Linked DNA regions of Homo sapiens: region 2 is linked to region 1. The links are chromatin contacts, found by Hi-C or POLR2A ChIA-PET in ENCODE. All regions are on one chromosome and are shown on one strand. The core of a region is the stretch at or near the end of the contact, and the rest is flanking DNA. Distances in the headings are between cores, read along the strand shown. Region 1 holds the start of LINC02212 (long intergenic non-protein coding RNA 2212). Region 2 overlaps ANKRD33B (ankyrin repeat domain 33B).

Region 1 (5,701 bases), core at 2,933-5,432:
GTATCTGGCCCCCTCACCTCATTTGCTCATGGAGTGGAGCCCAATCAATGACTAATTCCAACTCAGGTGTTCACAGCAAAATTCATCACTTACTGCGCATCTGTTGTATGGATGAGGACTCTGATGGCTTCCTGGAGGAATTGCTAAATAAGCATTATCTTTTCAGAAATCAAATCACCAGATAATCTTTCTGATCCTCAGTTTCCCCTGTCTCACAAATGGGAATGAAAATTCTGATGAACTAATAAAGTAGGCTATCAATGGAAGATTGCTGTTAAGAATGTCTTTAGACTCAATTGTCATCCACACTAATACCTGCCTGTCATTCTGCCAGTGCGTTTCTCTTCTACAACTCTCTTTTTGGGGATGTCGCCAATAATCTATATTTCAACAAGATGGATAAAGCTGTGAAAAGGATCGGATTCTGCCCAGGACTTCAAGGTGACATACTTTCCCTTTACTTCTGGAGAGGGTATTCTGTACCTCTTTAGGTTTGTCTTATCCTTGTCTTTCCCCCATTGAAATGTAAGCTGAAAGGAAACAGAGAGCCTTGTCTGTCCCAGGCTTTGCTGTAGCTCCTGCACCTAGAACAATGCCTGGCACTCAATAGATCCATGTTAAAGGAGTGACTGAGTTTCTCTTGGCCATTAAACCCTTAGCATTGGTATGGCTTCTAATAGCTCTGTCAGAATTTGTACACTTCTGGATTGTTCCAGGAATTGGAGGACTACTCTGGGCAGATGTTTAAAACTAGTATCTCTTAATATTTCAAACCCTATATCAGTGTAGTGGCTATGAAAGAAAGAAGTTACTTTTTTTTTTTTTTTTTTTTTTTTGAGACAGAGACTTGCTTTGTCACCCAGGCTGGAGTGCAGTGGCGCAATCTCATCTCACTGCAGCCGCCACCTCCCAGGCTCAGGTGATTCTCATAGACTCAGTCTCCCAAATAGGTGGGAATATAGGCACGCATCACCACACCAGGCTAATTTTTTGTTTCCTTGTTTGTTTGTTTGTTTTTGCATTTTTAGTAGAAACGGGGTTTCACCATGTTGGCCAGGCTGGTCTCAAATTCTTGGCCTCAAGTGATCTGCCAGCCTCAGCCTCCCAAAGTGTTGTAATTACATGCGTGAGCCACCGCACCTGGCCAGTTCCTCTTTTTTTTTTTTTTTTATCAGACATAACCAACTGTTGCAGGAACAGCCCAAGTCCAAACAAGGGCATAAAAATGAGAAGTGCAAGTATTTTCAGACAGGCCTCCCATTATAGACTGTACGACTGGGAAAGACTGATCATACTAACAGTGCGAGGCTAGCTAACTTTTCCCTCCAATTTCCTTCCATAATTGCTTATCTTGGGTGGTTATACACCAATACTTTGTCAAACAGTATGTGACCTCAGCAGAACTGACCAATACATTACTGGAGCAGAATAATCAGTCTTGAAATAAACCCATGGATAAAGGATGGATTGTCCAATAAATGACATTACGACAATTAGGTAAGCATTTGGAAAAACAAATGAAGTTTTGTTACACCATATATGTTATGGATTGAATTGTGTCCTCCCAAAAGATACATTGAAGTTCTAACCCCTGGTATCAGTGCATGTGGCCTTTTTGGAAATAGGGTCTCTGCAGTTGTAATCAAGATGAGGTCATTAGGAGGGCCCTAATCCAATATGACTGACATCTTTATAAGAAGAGGAAAAGAGACACAAACACACAAAGAGGATGCCGTGTGAAGACAGAGGGGCCGAGGCTCAAGTGATTCTTCTATAAGCCAAAGATTGCTGGTGACATCAAAGCGAAGAGAAAGCCGTGGAACAGATAGATGCTCCCCTAGAGCCCTTCAAGAAAGCACAGCCCTGCTGCCTCCTTGCAAACAGAACCATGAAAGAATAAATTTCTGCTGTTTTAAGTCACTCAGTTTGTGGTGATTTGTTATAACAGCCCTAGGAAATGTATAATATCATATCATATAACATAACATAATAAATATATTATAATACAATATTCCAAAAGATCAGATATTTACGTGTTTAAAAATAAAGCATGAGAAGATATATTGGACAGCATATAGTTTGGGGAGCAGAAAACCTTTGTGATCTTAACACTAAGATCTGAAATCATGACAGAAAAGATTGACCAGCTGACTACATCAAAAATATACATTTCTGTATCACTCACAAAAAAGAATAAAGTTAAAAGAAATAGTAGAAGCGTATTTGCCACATATGACAAAGAGCTTATGTGCACAATTCATAAGGGCTCCTATAAATTATAAAAATGTAAATAACTCAACATATGTATGAACAAATGACTAGACAAAGTACACAAGAAATTCAAATGGCAATAAAACACGTAGAGAGTTGTTCTGCTTCACTGATAATGAAATAAATGAAAATTAGGATAAAATATATAATTTCTCCCAAATCATACTGTCAAACATGAATCAAATTGAAAGCCTCTGACACTGACAGCAGCAGCTCCCACATGTCCCAGCCAAAGAGACTTAGGGATGTCAGCTGTGATGTCAAGGGTGACTCAGCAGATCTGAGTTGACCAAACCCTGCATACAGCCTTGATCAGCTCCGAAGAGATGACCCCTGAGTCCTTGGAGTGTCCCTCCTGATAAGGGTGGCTTTGTGTATCTGAGGCCTTGGGCCACATCCTTAGTTTATGCCAACAGTGTGATTTATGATGAAAGCCTGTTCACACGTGCCCGAGGCTCTGGGCCATGCTCTATTAATTTCACCTCTGTTGGGCTGAGGTCCAAGTAGCCGAGGTCAGTCACATGGGCACTGCATGCCTATGTGACTGACCCCAATGAAAACCCTGAACACCAGTGCATAGGTAAGCTTTCATGGTGGCTAACACCTCAAGTGTGCCGTGAAACATCGTTGCTGGGGAAAATAAACGCTATCCGTTCAGCCCCGCAGGGCAAGGACACCAGAAGCTTGTGCGAGTTTCTCCTGGACTCCGCTCTATGTTCCTTTTTCCTTTGCTAATTTAAATCTGTATTTTCAAAGTGTAAGCACAAATCTAATAGCCTTTCTTAGTGCTGTGAGTCCTACTAGCGAGTTGCCAAACCCAAAGGTAGTCTAAGGACCCCCTTCACAAGGGTCTCTTTGCACAAAGCTGGAAGCTGAGTTTGCAAAGCACTGTATATAGCACCTAGAGAACCTGCATTACTCAAGTGAAAGAATGGAGGGGGCCAGGCTGAGAGGGGGTCTCGGTGGCGCCCAGGGGTTGCAGCTCTCCTGGGTACTCATGTTGGTCTGTCTGCACCTGGGTGGAATATGGGATGGATAGCCCATGCCCTGGGCCTGGCAGCAAGCCTGCAGCCCTCAGGCCTGGCACCTGCAGCTGTGAGCTCTAGTCCCAGTCCAGTGTGAGCCAGAGGCAGAGCCAAAGGGACGTGTTCTTGGTCACTGGGGGCTGGAACTGATGACAGATGTGCTCTTCCCACACATCCTAACGAAAACAGCTGCGACAATACTTCACGCATGGTGCTGGACACGTAAGGCAACACACACAGCTTGGAAGTGCTGTGTGACTGTGAAAGTGATTTTCCTCCTGCTGTGTACTGAATGGTGTCCCCCCAAATTCATACGCTGGAGCCCTAACCCCCAATGTGACTGTATTTGGAGACAGTACCTTTAAGGAGGGAATGGGGGTTAAATGAGGCTATTAGGGTAGGCCATAATCCACTAGGACTGGGGTCCTTATATGAAGAGGAAGAGACCGCAGGCACGCTGTTGCACAGAGGAAAGGCCGAGGGTGGATGCAGCAGGAAGGCGGCCACCTGCAGCCAGGGAGAGAGGCCTTCGGAGAAACCAGCCTGCACACCTTGGACATCCAGTCTCCAGGACAGTGAGAAAATCACCTGTGTGCTATAAGCCTCCCAGTATGTGGCACTTTCTTAGGTCAGCCTTAGCAAACGAATAGAACTCAGAGATGGACACAGACGGCTCCCAGGTGTTCACCTGGCACTGTAGCCCTCATCTTTGCTCCTGCTGTCGTTTCCGAGGAGCCTGTGGAGCCGGCCGTGCAGTCGTGCAGGCAGTAGTGCTTTGCAGGCTACAACATCTCTCCTGTGGGCCTTCTGGGTGCACACGGAGGTGGAGCCTCCTGGAGCACAGTCATGAGCAGAGCTCTCCTGGCTCCACCTCTGCCTCCCATCAGGGGTGAATAAGGCGGAAGCTGAGGGGACAGTCACAGCCAGGACAGGAATGTCACCCCCAGCTGGCAGACAGCACTCTGAGCAGCCAGGCCTGGGATCCTCTGACCTGCCCACTTCAGGAGGCCAGTGTGGTCACTGCCACCCCACGGTCTGGGGACCCTGGACTCCAAACTTGTAAGTGCTAGAGTGGGCAGCTGGAGGCCATCTGGGCACTTTAAAACACAGGTACTCGGGAACAAACCTCTGATGGGGTGGGTGGGGTGAGGGATGGGGGACCTTGGGTCCCAGGCCCTCTGTGATTTTCTGATGAACTTCCTTCTGTGGGAGCGCTGGCTCAGGGAGCTCCTGGCCTCTCCTCCTCTACCACTTCCTCCGCCACCCGCCTCCACCTGCTCCCGGCCTGATGTCCGCAGGGTCATGTGTGCAGTAGTCCCACGTCCAGGCTCACTGCAGAGGCAGCCCTCTTCAGACAGGAGGCAGAAGAGAGGGCCCCCGCAAGTTAGCTTTTACTTTAATATTATTATGTCATTATGTGTATTATTATTGTCATCAACATCTTTTTATTCTGCAAATACTAATTTCATATCCCATATGGGCAGGCTCTGTGCAAGGTAAATTACTAAGTTTTGTTAATGAAGTCAAACAAAGTCATGGGTTCTATAAGAAGACAACTATTTTAAAATATGGCATAAATGACATTATATAGTTAAGATAGTATAAAGACACGACTTGGAACAAGCAAACGTGGGAACAAGGCAAGGAGAACGTGTAGCTTCCTTTTGGAGTGCTCATACTAATTGCTGATGAAACATTTCTGCACTCGGCAGGGAATCAGTCCACAGCCCCCCTCTGATTAAAATGCGACCCAGCTTGGACTCTGAGAGCAAATGTCCCAGCGACCCTGGGAAGAAGTGATGCAATCCTCTCTTTGCGCTGTTTATCATTTCTGAGAAGCAATGACATAGCTGCCTCTTGCAGTTTGGTCTAATTACTTGTCTGATCTCCCCCAGGGAGAAGCAGCTCTGTTCTCCCTTGGCCTCCAGACAGTGGGGCCCACAGTCTCTACTGGAGGAGTGGGGCCGGCCATCGTGGGCAGGGGAGGTGGAGACCCCTTGAAGCTGATCTGTATTGCAGGGTGTGGAGTAGGGCTGGGGGTTCCTGGGCCTCTAATCTTTAAAATCCAGCAAGAAGGTAGTGTACTGTGAGCCAGGCCCATCATTCTCTTTCCTCCCTGAAACCATCGATGAGTCTTCCCCTAAGGGCTGGAGGGGAGGGTCCCCTTTCTTTGACTTCCCTTGCAGTTCCTCTGATGCTGAAGAGTAGGGCTTGCAGGGACTCTGCCTCCTGCAGGGAGCAGCCACTGTTTCCAGGGACCCTCACAGAAGAGGAGCTAATTTCACACTTTGGGACTCCATAGAAGCCAGCTTCCTGGCAGTTTGAAGTGTGCTTCTCACACATCTTCCACCAGCTTGTTTGTCTGCCTATATCTGAGGATCCTTTAAAGCGATTGAAACAAAATT
Region 2 (6,508 bases), core at 930-3,429, 130 kb before region 1:
GAGTTGTTTGTTACACAGCAATAACTAGCTGACATGCATGCTCAAGGGTCTCTCATCTTAAAAGCATATGTGACTCACAGCAACCCCTGTGGGCCGTCTTCATGTTCCCGCCACCCTCCATCAACCATTCAACTCCGCTTCAGTCCAATTCCAGATCCATCTACTCTCACTGTTGCTAATGACACTCTCTGACTTTGCTGAAACCACCCCCAGCAGTCCCCAGTGACCTTCTTACAATGAGACTCAGTGGTGATTTGTCAGTTCTCATCACATTCAACATCTCCCCAGCATTTCCCACTCACTCCTCTCTTTCATCCTTTCTGAAACACGCTCTTTCCATGGACATGCAGATGCTCACCCTTCTGATTTTCCGCCCTCTCAACATTCTGAGCTCCTGTTCTCTCCTTCCTGAAATGCTGCTGTTCCTCAGCTGCCTGCTAAGCCCCCTCCTTATCTCATACACTCTCCTTTGGTGATCCTATACACTCCTGTGGATCCAAGTTTCAGCTCTAAAGCTTCCACATCAACTCTTTCCAGTTCTATCTCTTTTCTTCAGTTTTTTACCTGAGTATCTGTCTACTGAGTATTTCATCATGGGTATCCTACAAACTCAATGCATCAAACCCAAAACATCTTTCCTCCGAAGCTACTCCTCTCCCACATCCCTTATTCAGTGATGAACACCACCAGTCACCCCATCACCCAAGCCAGACGGCTGGACTCAGTCTCAAGCCCTCCACATCCTCCCTCACCCAAGCAATCACCACATTCTGCCAACTGCACCTCTGACATCACTTGAGCACGGGAATTTGAGACCAGCATAGGCAGCATGGCAAGACCTCATCTCTACAAAAAAAAGTTTAAATTTCCTAAAACTGTCTTTGTTTCTCCATCCCTGACCTGGGCTACCACGTCCCCATGGGGCCACAGCTCCTGTCCTGACTAGCCTCCTTTGTCCCACTTCTGCCCCCATTCATTCTCCACACCAGCAGCACGGTGACACCAACAGGGGCCTCTGACCATCCCCACTACTCATCCGAAACTCTCCATGGGCTCTGCTCTTTAGATGAGGTCTCAACTCTTCAATGAGCTGGTTTTTACCTCTTCACCCTCAGCTCTCACCGCCAATGCCCTCCCAATCCACTTTATGGTCAAACAGCCAGCATTCCGTGTAATTCACTCATGAGCCACACTTCCTCTAATCTAGTGGCCTCTGCACAAGGAGTCCCTCTACCTGGAATATTCTGCCTCCTCTTTTTACTTGGTGACCTGATGAGCCATCCCTTCCAACTCCAGGTCTTCCCTGGTGCCCCTTGACCCACGGTGTCTCATCGTCCACGTTCCCATGCATATATGGGTTCCCACAGCCGCCACAGCCCTCGTTACCCAGCTCACATGCTTAAAACTTCCAACTGACTGCATGCTCTGGGGTGCTCAATAAATATGCATTAGATGAAAAGGCTGAAACATTCCTACCACTCCTTTGGGAAAAGTTTATTTATTGAAAGTATCAGGGTGGGCAAGGTGGCTCGTGCCTGTAATCCCAGCAGAGAGGCCAAGGCCCGAAGAGGCCAGGGAGGCTGAGGCTAGAGGATCACTTGAGCTTAGGAGTTAGATACAAGCCTGGGCAACATGGCAAGATCCCATCTCAAAAAATAAAAATTAGCTGGGCTGGCCGAGCGCAATGGTTCACGCCTGTAATCCCAGCACTTTGGGAGGCCGAAGTGGGTGGATGACCTGAGATCAGGAGTTCGATACCAGCCTGGCCAACATGGTGAAACCCCGTCTCTACTAAAAATACAAAAAATTGGCTGGGCGTAGTGGCAGGCACCTGTAATCCCAGCTACTCAGGAGGCTGAGGCAGGAGAATCACTTGAACCCGGGAGGCGGAGATTGCAGTGAGCCAAGATCACATCATTGCACTCCAGCCTGGGCAACAAGAGCAAAACTCCATCTAAAAAAAACAGGCAATAAACACAAACTGCTCTAAAAATTGGAAAATGTTACAGAATTGGGTTGTCTAAGATTGACTGACTCAAGGCACTCAAACTGCAGTTCTCCAGACCAGGCCAGTAGAGGGAGCTGTCGGCTTTGGAAATATGACATCATACCAGCCACGCGGCATGAACAGACTCCAGGAATTCTTAGCATAAGGCATTTACCATGCAGATGGAGGGGCAGGGTTAGTAGGGGAGGGCAGCATCCCTGCTCTTTGCAGGGCAGGCAGGGGTCTGAAGGAGGAGCCAGGCAAGCCCCAAGCTGGCTGAGGAGCCCTCCTGGCTGGCCAGCGGGCAGGGGTGTGGCGCTGCCATGGCCAATCAGAAGAGCTCAGAAAAGCTCACAGGAAAAGATAAGGCAACGCTGGGAAACCGAGACTCACCAAGTTCTACTCTCTTATTTGAAACGGTATAAACTGAGAAAAAAGGAAGCACTTCAAAACAACATGAACATCACAATGAGATCACACTAAGATCGTGATCGTGTGCACTGCTAATAAAATAAGATAAATAACATGAAGAGGCATTGTTCCTGGGTTCTGACCAAGTCATAAATTCTCCTCTGAACTGGGACTCTCCCCGATTCAGCTCAGGAACCAGGGCTCCCCCGCAGCCCAAACCCACAGCTGCCCCTGAGAATCCCTCCCGTTCTGTCCCCGTCCCCGGGCAGCATCCTGCCAGGCTGGCTCTCAGCACGTAGCCTCAGAATTTTACAATTAAATGCAAGAAATAACAAGTTGCAAGCACACATCAGAGGTTCCTTATACCCAAAACAAGCTTCACGTGCTGTATCCCATCACCAGCTCAAAGAGACCCCTGGCGTTTCCTCACTTTACCACGTCCATGCTATTCTGTTAAAGCACAACAAGGAAACAGAAATAAACACACAACTCTATCCATGGGACTTCTTGTTCCTTTCTTTGGTTATCTTATTTTATTTTTGTTAGTGGAGCGGTGGTGAAAGTTGAAATGACTGGCTAAATGAGACTTAGGGATTACATGGGGATTTATTTTCAAACGTTCTCTCCATTTACAGACCTAGTACAGATTTGGCTGTATTTTTATTGTGCATTAAATAGCCGAGGAAATTAGACTTTTTAGAGAACACTCAAAAGGCAGATGAAGGCATTTGCATCCGAATTCGTACTCATAAATGCTGTGTCCTCCAGAAACCCAGAGCTTCCAACTCTCAGACAACCAACCCAGTTGCCATAGCAAATAATATAAACATATGGTTGCTTTAAGATTGCGCTTCACAATGCTGATTCTGCTTAGTGCGACTGCTGTCTACACAAGCCATCCTCCATCACTGGTTTGGCACGGGCTTGTGACGCAACCCTGGTTGGTGAGATGGCAACGATACTCTGCTGGAGCCTTCTGGAAATGTTTTCCTGTCTTATAAAGGGAAACGCCGACAGGGATTTGCTCCTCTTCCTTGATGTCCCTGAGTGTTGCAACGTGAAGCCGTGGCACTTCTAGCAGCTGGGGCCACCTTGGGACCATGAAGGAAAAGGCGAATGTATTTCTGAGAAGTGGCTCTAGGTCCCAGCATCACCCAGCTACTCAGTGAAGCAACCCTGCAACATCGCCCGCAGATGTCTTGTGTTGCAAGAGAAGGCAGTGTCCTTGTGGTTGAAGCCAAAAGCATCCTAACAGGTACTAGGCTCAAAAGAGAGCTGGGGAAATACAACTGAAAACCAGAGTTTTGGTTCATTTGAGTAGGGAAATACTGAAAAGACTGATCTCAGCCAGGGCTTGCAAGAACACTCTTGGACACTCAGGGGAAAGGAGAAATCGCCACAGCTTTCTAAAGACCACTTGGCAGCTGCATACACTTAAAACAGGCACAGCCCTTGCTGAAGCAATTCTGTTCTAAGAGTGTGTCTGCACATTGCTTCTCCTCTTCCTTGCCCTGCTTTCGGCCTAGGAAGCTGACCTGCACCAACAGCACCTGCCCAGTTTCCGCCCCAATGAGGTTTCTGGGTTGGCTCAGCAGGGGACCAGGGTGGAAGGAGCGGGACATCTGGCCCTGCCTCCCACTCCGGCCCCTGGCTGCGGTTCTAGGCCGAGGCTGCCTCTCGGGTTCCAGCTTCTTGGCCTGTGTCACTCGGGTTCTAGGCCGAGGCTGCCTCTCGGGTTCCAGCTTCTTGGCCTGGGTCACTCTCTGCAGAGTCCCTCCCCTTAATCCTTTCAATGTTGGTTCCCTTAACTCTACCCTTCCCCCCGTAATTGACAGGCCCTCATCAACTCCTCTGTTCAGCCCTCTGAGACCACCTGTCACTCAACATGCTTCAAGCTGCCAGGATCCTAACACGCTGTCCTCAGAGATGCACCCCAGATCCAAAGACTTCACTACAGCCTTGCTGCCGTTGATTAACTCAAAAGCCCACCTGTCCAGTAACTGGGACAGTTAAGTATACCACGGTTCATGCATTTTACACAATATCCTCTTTTCCAACAAATATTTAAGAAGCAAGTACTTCATGTTCAAGGACTGGCCTAAGAGCCGGGTCCACCACAGTGAGTGAAGGCCAGTCATAACGCAGCCTCTCAAATTTGAAGTCTTGGTGGGGAACCGGGCATGAGCCACACATCCCCGTGCAGGAAGGCAGGGCTACGAGCGCCTGGCAGGGCTCAGGGACACCGACACAGCAGGAGCTTCTAGATTAATAACCATGTGAACAAAACCACTAAAAACACAGTCTCAACAGCACTAGCCCAGTCATGTGAATACAAAGCGCACATACATACGTGTGTGTTTGGAAAGGACTGAATGAGGTCTGAAGAGGTGACTCCTGAGTGCTGATAAGGGAGCTGGAATATTTGGAAGACAGAGAAGGGATCTTTTTCTTCCTCCCTGATAATACTTTTGTAGTCATTTTTGGCTGTAAGCAAATATGCATGGACAGCTTTTGAAATTAACAAATCATCAAAGAAATAAAACTGGTTATGAAATTGATTAAAATGGGACATCACCTGATTGGGCCTAAACAGCCTCTTTGGCAAAACAGCACAGGAAAGTCATGAACACATGCTCACCTGCCTTCCTCATTTTCACTTTAATTCCGTGATGCCTCTGTGTCTGTCTGACAACATCTCTCGTGGGGTCTGTGACTCTGCTGGTCTTCAGTGCCCACTGAGAGGGGTCCTTTGCCGTCATCAGGCATAAAATCTTCAAAGCTCTCCATCCTCAATGTGGGGTCCCTGGGCCAGTGGCATCAGCCTCACCAGGAAACCTGTTGATCTGCTCATTCTTGGGCCCCACCCCAGGCCTATTCAAAGAAAGACTCCAGGGGCAGGGCCTGGCAGTCTGTGTTTCCACCAGATCTGTGTTAATGCTCACATGAGCCAGCCCAGGTGATGCTGACGCCGGAGGCGCAAGATTGGGAGCCAGTGTCTAAGGAAACTATGCCCATGGGGACAGGGGCAGCCCCTGGAGGTTCAGAAAGAAATTAGGGAAAATCTCTTCGGCACATTGAGGCAATTAAGACACACACAAGGAAGCTTTTTAATCTGTGTTTGTTTAAATGGTGTAAAGTCCCTCTCCCCTCTGCCTCCGTATGCAACCTCAACAATTCAGTCCCAAAGCCTCAGGCAGCAGCCTAGGTTGGGTGTCCAGGGATCAGAGCCCAGGCCAGAGGGTGGGTGCACACAGTGGCGGCCACAGAGAGCTCAAGCAAATCAGTAAGTAGGGGAAGATAACAAAAGCCAGTAAAAAAGAAAAAAAAGGCCAGGCCCGGCGGCTCACGCCTGTAATTCCAGCACTTTGGGAGGCCAAGGTGGGCGGATCACTTGAGGTCAGGAGTTCAAAACCAGTCTGGCCTACATGGTGAAACCCCGCCTCTGCTGAAAATACAAGAAGTAGCTGGGCACGGTGACTGGCGCCTATAATCTCAGCTACTCGGGAGGCTGAGGCAAGAGAATCGCTTGAACCTGGGAAGCAGAGGTTGTAGAGAGCTGAGATTGTGCCACTGCACCCCAGCCTGGGCGATAGAGCAAGACTCAGACTCAAAAAAAAAAAAAAAAAGAAAAGAAAGAAAGAACGAAAGAAAACAAGAAGTAAAGAAAAAATACATTATAATAATGATTTTATTTAAATTGAAAAGGCAGAGTAAACCCATCTAGGCATCAAATCATTAACAACAGTTATCTCCAGAGAGCAGACTGAAGAGAGGGCTGACAGTGAGGTGGAAGAGGTATTCACCTCTAATTTCCTTGCTCATGTGGGGTCATTTTCCCCCCAAACACTGTGTATTGTATTTTAAAATCAGCCTCCAAGAACATCAGCCAGGCCAAGTGGAGGAAGCAGGATAATGGCTGAGGCCTCTGCCCGCCTCCTCCTGTCCACCCAGGCAGGTTTCCAGCTGTGATGCTGCCCTCAGGATAGCCCAGACCCTGGTACATACCCCGGCCACCCGATCCTGCTACCTGACTTGGACTCCAGCTCTGTCTGGCAGCACGGCTACCCCTGGGTGGGCCAGCTCCCAAGAGAGCTGAGAACACAGGAATCT

The links. A loop is a pair of places that touch in the nucleus more often than their neighbours do. ChIA-PET counts read pairs that join two places held with the same protein, here RNA polymerase II (POLR2A). Pooled maps may share reads with other maps.
Region 2: a map of OCI-LY7 shows a loop between it and region 1 (3-fold over the local background). The contact joins the enhancer-like site here to the promoter of LINC02212 in region 1. A Hi-C loop is called at or near these places in 5 of 168 maps with a recorded cell type or tissue (B cell, CD4-positive, alpha-beta memory T cell, OCI-LY7 and 2 more), 2 of 37 single-sample maps with no recorded cell type and 12 of 50 pooled maps. POLR2A ChIA-PET finds 5 or more read pairs at or near these places in 4 of 52 experiments (AG04449, OCI-LY7, WTC11 and 1 more).

What each region holds. Positions count from the first base shown.
Region 1 is chr5:10,501,209-10,506,909 of GRCh38, reverse strand. LINC02212 (long intergenic non-protein coding RNA 2212) reads left to right here and starts at 4,182. Exons shown (of 3, transcript NR_104606.1): 1 at 4,182-5,701. LINC02213 (long intergenic non-protein coding RNA 2213) reads left to right here. Exons shown (of 3, transcript NR_134289.1): 2 at 335-441; 3 at 1,386-1,920. RefSeq lists an enhancer at 2,867-3,761.
Region 2 is chr5:10,623,647-10,630,154 of GRCh38, reverse strand. The region is part of intron 2 of ANKRD33B (ankyrin repeat domain 33B); the gene reads right to left. Among named protein-coding and RNA genes, the nearest start is that of ANKRD33B, 63 kb to the right of the region's middle. RefSeq lists enhancers at 2,212-2,261, 2,282-2,561. Within about 2 kb of position 2,179, at least 27 of the 41 ENCODE cell types and tissues checked have a DNase peak (open chromatin) inside an H3K27ac peak, as active enhancers do; they include OCI-LY7 and endothelial cell of umbilical vein, where a contact is called at or near this core.